2 separate regions of the Homo sapiens genome follow, and region 2 is linked to region 1. The links are chromatin loops, found by intact Hi-C in ENCODE. Cell type or tissue: IMR-90. All regions are shown on one strand. Links, peaks and the distances in the headings refer to the core of each region. The heading gives the core; the rest is flanking DNA.

Region 1 (5,390 bases), core at 333-5,332:
TACATCTCCAAGTCAACACATCTCGGTGGAAGTCTACACTTCAGTTCAAAACTTCATTTACAACCAAGGAAAGGCATCTAATATTTAACATACCTACTGACACATGTAGAGAATAATACTTGTTTTTCCCTCTTGCTGTTTTCCTCAGTTTGGCTCAGTACCTAGGCACAAGCATTCCAGGGCCCAGGGCCAAAAGCCTCTAAAGCACAGCTTGGTGGCCCTCTCCTAAGATCAACCACCACAATGGGGAGAAGCCAGGGTAGGACAGAATCCTCACTCCTTCATCCACTCTCACACATCTACATCATTTTAGTTTATCTGAGAAAACTGCAGAGTAATGTAAAAATTACATTGCCACTGCAACATGATTGCCTCTGAAAGGCAAGGCAACGCAACTCTTCTATTTATCCTGCTAAATTAAAACAGTGTAGCTGAGGATCATAGTGCTGGGCCTCTCCTAATCCCAACCCCAGGTTGCAATTAGTTCAATCTGTTTCTGCAGCTTTATGAAAAGTGTGCTGAGGTTTAATCTGAAAACAAAAGGAATTCTATAATTGCAGCTCCTTTCTAGAAGACATATCCCAGAGCTCTTTGACGACAATTGTCAGGATGCTTTTGGGGCCTTTTCCATTTGGAAGCCCATTATTTGGGGAAGTTTTTGGGGGGGGGGCGGGGTTGGGGGAAAAAGGTATTGAAGTAGGGAAGGGAAAGAAGAATACGAGTTTGCACTTTCAGTTCAGTAGCTAAATAGCAATTTCAACAATAAAGGGTCTCACCGTGTCACCCAAGCTGAAGTGCAGTGGCACAATCACAGTTCACTGCAGCCTTAACTTTCCCTGGCTCAGCTGAACCTCCCATGTCAGCCTCCCAAGTAGCTGGGACATAGACGCATGCTACCATACCCAGCTAATTTTTGTATCTTTTGTAGAGATGGGTTTCATCATGTTGCCCAGGCTGGTCTCAAACTCCTGGGCTCAAGCAATGGAACCGCCTCAACTTCCCAAAGTGCTGAGATAATAGGTATGAGTCACCGCACCAGGTCTATTTGGTAACATTTGTATGTTAATGTCTCACAGTGTTCCATCAAAAGATATGAAGTAAGAATTCTTTCCAATTCAATAGATGCAAAAGACCCCAATTAATGGATAAAAAAGGTCCATAATAGTCCTACTTGTGGAAGTAAGTCCTAGGACACTTCCATGTCAAATGCCCAGAGTAGCATCATCACACAGAATGCTGTTTGACCAGTTGACTGCAGGTCTCAAAGACTGGACAGCTTATTCCAAAACTAGACCTTTGCTGATATCTGTTGTGGATGTATAAGTAAATGAGCAAGAAAAATTTAAAACCTGAATTTTGCAATTGGAAAACCTGTAAAGGTTTATAGGCATGTAGAAATGGTTTTACACAAGAGTTACACACTGATTCCATATACAATTATCGACTACCTCATCGTGTGTGAAACACCTCAAGGTATTAATACTAAACAATTTAAGTGATCAGGTTGTAAAAGCTAAGGTCTTCCATTAACAAAATTTTTAAAAGGTGACTCAAGAGACTAAGTTCTCATCAATATTGTGTTATTATAGACTCAAAACAGTGTTACAAGATGCAAAATTTTATCTTGAGATGCAAACATCATGTGGCTTGGGGTACTTATTCTGTGAAACTAAGGCTTCTTTTTAAGTACTAAGCATACGGCACCATCTCTTAAGTCTAGGAAGATTGATTCCTCAAAGTATTATAGCATCTCCATGATGTCCCAAATATAGTGAAAATGGAAATGCATACAAAATGAAAGGAGACTTGAAAAATTAGAAATTTTTCTACAAAGCATTATTCAATCATATGTAAGGGGATATATTTTAGGGTACACTATACATAGAAATCTGTGATTTCCATATAATACAATAAAAATGATTCTATTTCCTTGCTGTTTTCAATTTACTTCCCTACCTACATTCTTCAGCTTGATTTTCACAATAATCCCATGCAATGCACAAGGGAGTTGATGTTGTCCCATTTTCACACATTAGAAATTGAGGTTTAGGGACAGTTACGCAAGGCCTCAGCAAATAATAACAGCCAGGAATCCAGGCCTTCTCTCAATCAGCACTTCCCACCATGAATTCAGAATAAAAACCAACCCCCACATTTCATGAAGTTGACTGTGGGTCCTGCAAATGTCATAGCAAAATAGCAGAGGAGTAATAGGTAGCTTTTGTTAGCAACACAAACCGTGTAGCCTCTGGTTAGAAGAGTGGGCAAAGAATCATAAAGGTTTCTTCAGTCACATAATGTGAACATCCATGGAATTTCTGAGCACCTGCAAGGAAATTCCAAAACGGAGCGAAAGGGAAAAAGTGTTCCGTAGAGTTCCTAATAAAACTTAAAGAGCTCCGCTAACTCTTCAACTGCAATCAGTTAACCCAAGTGAAGTCATGTATACTGCGCCCAGAGCCCCCTAAAAGAAGCAACACATTGATGCACCTTCTTAAGACCAACAACTTTCGCGTTTGACATTTTTCTCCTCTAAAAACCCGTACTCTCCTGGGGCAGGGGGTCGAGTATTTCTAAGGATGACCGTTTTGAACAGCCTGCTTTCACAGGCATCCATAATTCAAGTGAGAGTGAACCATCCTGCCCTGGCAAGGTACCTGGCAGGGGCGGCTGTGTAGGGCACTTGCAAAGGCTGCGGAGGAGAGCGCGCGGGCGAAGAAGCACTCCCGGACCATGCCTCTCTCCGGTGCCCGGTGCTGACTGCGCTGAGAGCGCAGGAGCTCGGCGCCGCCCTCCCCGTACTCCCAGCCCTCCCGGGCGCCGGGGCCTGGCCGCGGACCTACCAGCGAGAGTACTTTATAGGTGTTGGGGTCCTTGGCAGTGCGGGCGCGCGCCGCCTTCTCCAGCGGCTCCTCCCCCACGTCCATAGGGGCCAGCAAGGACGCGGCCGCCTGCGGGTCCCCGGGCGCCTCGGCAGCGTGGCTGCGGCCCCGATCGCGGCCGTTCCCCGCCGGGCCCTCCCGGGGAGCGCGCCCGCCCTCGCCGCCGCGGCTCCCGCCCCCCGCGCAGCCGTCGCGCTCCATCGTGGCCCCGGCCGCTCCGGCCCCGCTGCCCGGCCGCGCCTTTAATAGGCCCCGCGCCGCCCGCCCCGCCCCGCCCCTCCCCGCCGCGCCCGCCCCTCGCGGTCAGATCCTTGGCTCCCCGCCCTACACCCGGCTCTCGCAGTCAGGGCAAAGCGACTCAACGCCCCGGATTATTTGGCTTCCTGTCTGATTTCGGGCACTCTGTGTGTCGGTTATTTTGGGTCCCTTACGTGGGCGTGTCTTAAACTTCCCCCCAAGCCGTCCCCTCCCCGCGCCCCGGCCACCCTCCCGACACTTGCAGGAATCGCCCTGCGTGGCCTCGCGGCGCGGGCTGGGCTGGAATTGCAGCGTGTGGTCTGCAGAGGGCATGAGATCATGGGGCCCCAAAATAGAGCGGGGAGGAGGAGAAGGATGCAGCCGCCGATGCCGGTCCGGCTTCTCAAAGGCGGGAGAGAGTGGAGTCTTGGGGTCGACCTGTGAGTTTCTGGATGGAAATGCAAATGAACCATGGAGGAAGGCGACTTTCTGTTTCTCCCCCTCTGCGCCCCGTCCCCCACTACCTACGGTACTCTGAGAGAGAAATCGTCCACTTAAAATACGTGGGTTCACATGTACTGAACACACGTAAGGGATATTTCGATTCCCACGGTTTTATGTGGTTTCTGGAGTCTTCTCGCTATTGTTTGTATGTATATTTGCTTATTTTTCTAGACTTTCTGTATTGAAGGTTTCAGGAGTTGGCGTTGCCCTCTCCTGAGGTTGACACTGATACCTAGCTATATCAAAAGTGTTAATGCAATCTGAAATACTTTGATAAGCCTTATTTTTCAACTAGGACGCTAACAGTGAGCTGATTCTTGGTGGGTTTTGTTTTACCTTTGATTCTGGAACTTGTACATTTTCTGGCTCATCACTTAGCAAAATCACCAGTGTGTAGTGAAGTGAGACAGAGGGAAACCAGTGACTTCGAACTACTTTGCAATACCCAGGACTGACTTCAGGTACCAAGGAAAACAATTAATTTTCAATACATTTTGAATACATGAATATATACAAGTGTTTACAAATGAGAATGAATGTTTAACAAATATAAAATGCATGTTATCCCTTTAAAATAGTCAACTTGGGATGCTCTTCATTTATACTGACTCATCCATCCACCCATCCATTTATTCATCAAGTAATGAATCCTTCAACTCAATCTTTTGGCCTCCAACTATGCATACCATATAAAAAATGAATTAAAATGTATCTTTCCTTAAGTGTGGTGGAAGCGGGGGTGGGGGGGTAGGACCAACTCGTAAACAAAATAATTAAAACCTAAGTCATATATGCAGAATAGAGTCACACATAGGATATTGATACAGGAGATAGAAATTATTTAGGCAGATAGTATGAGCAAAAGAGCCCTCGGCAGAACTTACCTTCTAACAAAAAGCAGCCCAAGAAATCACTTCCTTTCTAACAAAGAGCAACCTGGAAGATTGGGCTGCAAACATAGGTAAGGAAACTGGAAGCTTGCACGGGAGATGCCGGCAGCGGCACAGACAGAAGGGGCTACTGGGGCCAGGCATGTCCACCATGGGGGTTCCACCTCCCCTCTTTTTTACCACATGCACAGTAAGAAGGAAATAAGCAACACGGAGTAGCTACCTGCCTATATAGTAGAAGATTGGGGCCGGGGCTGCCAGACACTTAAGCCCTATGCAGATGACACACCTGGTCCTAACCGGGTTTTCATGCCATATGCACGAAACCGGGTTTTCCCTCCTTATGTAGATCAGACACCGCCTCCCCACTAGCTCATCTATAAAAACCCCTGCATTTCACCACGTATTGCAACCCATTTTTTGGGACCCCTCTCTGTAGCAGAGCTATTCTCCTCCTTTTGCCTATTAAAAATTCTGCTCCAAACCTCACCCTTTGTGTGTGTCCACATATTTGATCTTTGTGGCCGTGAGACCAAGAACCTCGGATGTCACCATAGACAACAAAGCTACTTCAATATTATGAGAGCTTAGTAGAAAGGACAGTTGACATCTGGAAGAAGTAAAAGCCTTCCCTCAAAGCATTATTGAACTTTTTTAAAAAGTTACCTTTGAGTCAGCTCACAAACCACCCAAGAGAAACAGGTTTTCACTGTTTCATAATCACACATATTTTTCTGCCCCAAACTTGGCTCCAAATTTTCCTTTGACTCTTTCCAAAAATCAGATTCAAGGACAAAGATTTGCTCCACTGAGACTGGTCAAATGAGTGTCAAAACCTCTAAAAGCAACTCAACAGAGACATTATCCAAAGTGCCTT
Region 2 (5,390 bases), core at 184-5,183, 110 kb after region 1:
GTCATTTCAGACAAGGTCCTTTGTACACATGATGGCTTCATACACTCAGTGCTCCAGCAATGCAGAACTACTTGCAACTGCAGGAATCTAGTTCTTCCATCTGGAAACCTGCCTCCTTCTCTTTACCCTTCCTTGCCCTAGAGCTACTGCTGGCTTTAAAAAGGTGCTCAGGCCGGCACGGTGGCTCACGCCTGTAATCCCGGCACTGGGAGACCAAGGAGGGCGGATCATGAGGTCAGGAGATTGAGACCATCCTGGCTAACATGGTGAAACCTCGTCTCTACTAGAAATACAAAAAATTAGCTGGGTGTGGTGGTGGGTGCCTGTAGTCCCAGCTACTCAGGAGGCTGAGGCAGGAGAATGGCATGAACCTGGGAGGCGGAGCTTGCAATGAGCCGAGATCGCGCCACTGCACTCCAGCCTGGGCGACAGAGCGAGACTCCATTTCAAAAAAAAAAAAAAAAAAGGTGCTCTGGGTAGATCATTGAGAGAAAAAAAGGTGCCTTTGAAGGACGCGGCCTGGCAGTGTTCAAGGCTTGGCAAGCAGATGGCACTTTTGGCAAAAACAACAACAACAACAACCACAAAAAACGAATCCCCTTCCTCCTGCCAATGCAGCCCCTGTTAAGGCTTGGTGAGCTGAGCAAAGATTCCATTTCCACTCCCACTCACCTTGTTGGCAGGATGCCACTGTACAACCGACAGACTGCACAGGGCAGACCTGCTGTATGGCAACACGTATCCTATCCCATCATAAGTCTTCCAAACCCCGATCAGCAACCACCCCTACCAGGAAGCATTCTCTGATGCTCCTTGACATTCACACCTGGGTCTGTAATTTTTGCTTCCTTGAGCCTTGTACGTGGTTCTAGTGCAATAGTTATCCCATCTGATTATAGCTGTTATCTTCCTACCTGGGCAAAGATCCTTTGGTCAGGTACTTTGTTGGTTATCTCTAGTTCTTAAAAAGGTGCCTGAAATTTATTTGTCAGTTGCTGATCCAAAATTAAAAGCTAACATTCATGTTCTTTTAAAAAAGCACTTAATACTTCTACTATATCAAAACATCAGGTTTCCCCAAATTAGTAAGATCTAACACATTTTAGGTAAAATAAAGATGATGATGATGAAAATGGATTATACAAACTGTTGAAATTTGCTTTAATTGTACAAAGGGGACCTAACCTAATTATCAAATGATGCACATTATTACTAAAAATGATGTACTTTCACTAGAAAATAAGTAGCTGGAGGCTTGTGTTTTAAGAGTTGGAGAGAGTGAACCCAGGATTTAATCAGATTAGATTCTCTTTTTTTTTTGAGACAGAGTCTTGCTCTGTTGCCCAGGCTGGAGTGCAGTGGTGCGATCTTGGCTCACTGCAACCTCCGCCTCCCAGGTTCAAGCAATTATCTTGCCTCAGCCTCCCGAGTAGCTGGGATTACAGGTACACGCCACCATGCCTGGCCAATTTTTGTATTTTTTTAGTAGAGATGGGGTTTCACCATGTTGGCCAGGCTGATCTCAAACTCCTAACCTTGTGATCTGCCCGCCTCAGCCTCCCAAAGAGCTGGGATTACAGGCGTGAGCCACCGTGCCTGGCCCAGATTAGATTCTTCACTTGCTCTCTTGTTAAGGCTGTATTCAAAATTTCCTTTGATGTAAGTTAGTTTACTTTGTATGTTAATGGCAAGAAAATAATAAAACTAGGCTAATCTTGTGTTACAGATGAGAAAAATTAGACTCTAAGATATTAATTTTTCCAAGTTCCCACAACCTAGCTATGTGGGGAGCCTGGCCATGAACTCTTGGGTTGCAGTTCTTTTAACATTTCAGTGCTGGTTTTTAAAAGAATAAACAGCTCACCATTTGAGATTGAGTATTAATACATGATACCCAGAGGTATTTGGGTGGGCGAGCTCTCACTTTACAGCTCTTTCTCCTTCTGTACCAGTGACCTAACTTGTTTGGTGTTAGACTTTTAACAGTAAATATCTGGAGAATGTACCCCAACTTGGACATATATTTATTTATATATTACATACCTAAATTACTAACAGTTGTATGTACTTAATATTAGTAGAGCTTAATTTTGTTCACATATTTAAGGAAAATACTTTCTAGAGAATGTCCTGAGCCACAGTACAGCCACCCATCTACACAAAGGGCTAATAAACTTCGATCCCAAAGAGAGGGGTCAGCACCATCTAGTGAACCAGTGTGAAACTGCACTCTCAGGCCCAACAGGGGTTTCCAGGTTATCTTACAGAATAGGCTTAGCCAAATCCCCAGTTCCTGATCCTGAATGTTGGAGCCTAATTCCCTTGTCCCTTGTCCCTTGTGTTCTTTCATCTCCTTTTCCTTTCTTTTCCTTTCTTTCCTTTTTTTTTTTTTTTGATGGAATCAAATACTAATTTGATCTGTCGCCTAGGCTGGAGTGCAGTGGTGCGATCTTGGCTCACTGCAACCTCCGCCTCCCGGGTTCAAGCAATTCTCCTGCCTCAGCCTCTCCAGTAGCTTGGATTACAGGTGCTACCATGCCTGGCTAATTTTTGTATTTTTATTAATTTTTTGTATTTTTCTTCACGTTGGCCAGGCTGGTCTCGAACTCCTGGCCTCAAGTGACCTGCCCGCATTGGCCTCCCAAAGTGTCATCTCCTTTTTCTTTGTCAAACATATCTCTTAGCCACTGTATTGCCATTGTCATTCTATCCCCCTGGCATTACATTCATACATATTAAATAGGCTAGAAAAATGCCATAAAGTCCAGATACTTTTTACATCTACTTATGCATAAGGAAAAAAGTGCTGGTATGAAATACAAAAATAGGAATTATCAGCTATCACAAAGTGTATATTTATTTGTTTACTGGCTTATTTTCAGTTTTCTCCACTACAGTACATGAGAGCAGGAGACAGATCTGTATCTCAAATGCCTAGAACAGGGCCTGGTGCATACATGGCAAGCATAAAATAAAACGTTGAATCAATGGATTAATTGGTTATTTAAGATGGAGTGAGTCATAATGTCTAATAACAATCACTTGAAATGTAGAACTGCTAAATAGCATGCACAAAGTCAAAAGTGGTTTCTGTTTTCTCTAAGCACATTTAAATTTTGCAAATGTTTCAATAATCAACATAAATTACCATTATAAATAGTAATAAGAAATAAATGTTACAACTAATTCATTAGCTTGGTCTTACAGCCCTATATGTGCTCTTTTATAAAAACCACAAAGATGACAAAGGTCTTAAAGAGTTGTGTAATCAATCACTCATTATCAGGCTGAAAGACAGCTGATATCATCTGTCTGCTGCCTTAATGGACAGCATAGTGGGGGTAGGAAGGTGCTGGCACTTACAGTCCCTGGGCACACTCTTAGCCTTACTCCTCATTCTCATCTATATTGTTAAGATAAGGATGCTAAAATCAGCAATCTAATAACGATCACTTCAAATGCAGAACTGCTAAATAGCATACAAAAAGGCCAGAAAATGTCAATGCTCAGGAAAATTCACAGTGATGATAATAGCAGGGTAAGGTTAAGTAGACTTATAATGACAAATGGTTATTAAAGGCATTATGAGATAAGTAAACAGATACACGAACCTAACAGCCAGCCACTGTTGATCCACAAAGAGATGAACTTTGTCGATTCTGACGTTCTTGGCATAGTGCAGTCGCTTTGGCAAATCAGGAGTCAAATAGGGCTTGAAATGCTGATCAGGTTTTCGGCACTGAAAAGCAAGTAAATATTTCTTTATGATACATAAGATATGCAAATTAATTTTAAAAGTTCATCTTCTACATCAATTTATGAAGCACCTTTTAAAAGTAAGGGGATTTCAGCTTGGCTAATACAATAGGAATATTAAACCTATTATCAATGTAGTCAGATCCCCCTAGTTATTAGTTTTGCCGTTGCAATGATAATCAGGTTGCAATTAAAAATCTGATTTAACCCAGGAGGTGGAGGTTGCAGTGAGCCAAGATCACCCCATTGCACTCCAGCCTGGGCCATAGAGTGAGACTCTCTCAAAAAAATAAAAAATCTGATTTAAATTATGAGTTAATGTTTTCAGTTTTTATTCCTGGGGGTGTGTGTGTGTGTGTGTATATAACCATATATATAATATATAATATATAATATATAACCATATATAATATATAATATATAAACATATATATTATATATAACTATATATCATATATAACCATATATATTATATATAACTGTATCATATATAGTTGTATAATATATAACTATATATCATATATAGTGTATAATATATAACTATATATCATATATAGTGTATAATATATAACTATATATCATATATAGTGTATAATATATAACTATATATCATATATATCACATATCATATATATCATATCATATATACATATCATATCATATATCATATATCATATATAACTACATATTATATCATATATAACCATATATCATATATAACCATATATCATATATCATATATAATATAGCCATATAATATATACTATATATGGTTATATATTATATGTAATATATATAACCATATATTATATATATATTAAACCACTATGAATTACCCTCTTTTTTAACAGAAAATGGACAGACATCTAGATTTAGAGTGATAATGACAACTTTTGAGTCTAAATTACATATAAATATATATACCATATTAGTAGATATGAGTAAAAAAATTAAAAAGTAGTTTAATTGCACAAAAAAGTACTTTCCAACAGACTCAATTTATCTTTTAAATAACCTACATTTGCTTAGTTTTCCGATCAAGTCAATGGCTTTTGAAACCTATTATAGTCTCCCTATTTGTAAAACAATCATGGTTTCCTTACAAATTGGAGTAAAATTTTGTTTCTTTAACAATTATGACTGTATGGCATATTTTAAAATTGTAGAAATGCAAATCACATTGGTATCTATTTATGTAAAAGAAAAATGAGGTAATGAGAAATAGAACTACAAAGGAACTTTCCCTCATGACCATTTTGAGAAACAAGAAGAAAAACCATAAACAAAGGAAACGAAATTTTTCCTATTTCCTCATTTTCTCATTTATTTTAAACCACAATATATCATATATATTAACAAGTGTGTGTCACTATTATCTCAGGGTCAATTTAGATAAGAAAAATAAGAGAAACTATGAAGCACATAATTTACACAAACAAAATTTAAACAAAATATAGACAATGGGAGAGCAAGGAGAGTTTATAGAATGAAAGAAGAAAAACAAAAGTATATATTGCAAACATATTTTTGCCAGTTTTTTCTTGCCTATTTTGGTATATTTTCTAGGCTTCTTATGCTTCTACTGTTTTATTTATCATTACTTCTTTCTTAAGCCAATATTTTTGTAACTTCCA

Evidence for each region. Peaks named below come from ENCODE experiments on the same cell type or tissue, not always from the same donor. Only the 100,000 strongest peaks of a DNase experiment are listed, where the experiment ranks them.
Region 2: it touches region 1 in a loop (2.3-fold over the local background); 12 of 110 quality-filtered maps call a loop at or near these places.

Annotation. Positions count from the first base shown.
Region 1 is chr6:131,805,729-131,811,118 of GRCh38, reverse strand. It overlaps ENPP1 (ectonucleotide pyrophosphatase/phosphodiesterase 1), which reads right to left and starts at 3,099. Exons shown (of 25, transcript NM_006208.3): 1 at 2,844-3,099. The coding sequence starts at 3,083. In IMR-90, for the core only: no CTCF peak of the experiment used is centred there; a DNase peak (open chromatin) is centred at 3,408; H3K4me3 peaks cover 1,987 bases; H3K27ac peaks cover 685 bases.
Region 2 is chr6:131,691,846-131,697,235 of GRCh38, reverse strand. ENPP3 (ectonucleotide pyrophosphatase/phosphodiesterase 3) reads right to left here. Exons shown (of 25, transcript NM_005021.5): 15 at 3,612-3,739. Among named protein-coding and RNA genes, the nearest start is that of OR2A4, 6.9 kb to the left of the region's middle. In IMR-90, for the core only: a CTCF peak has its summit at 2,204 (motif pointing left); a DNase peak (open chromatin) is centred at 2,205.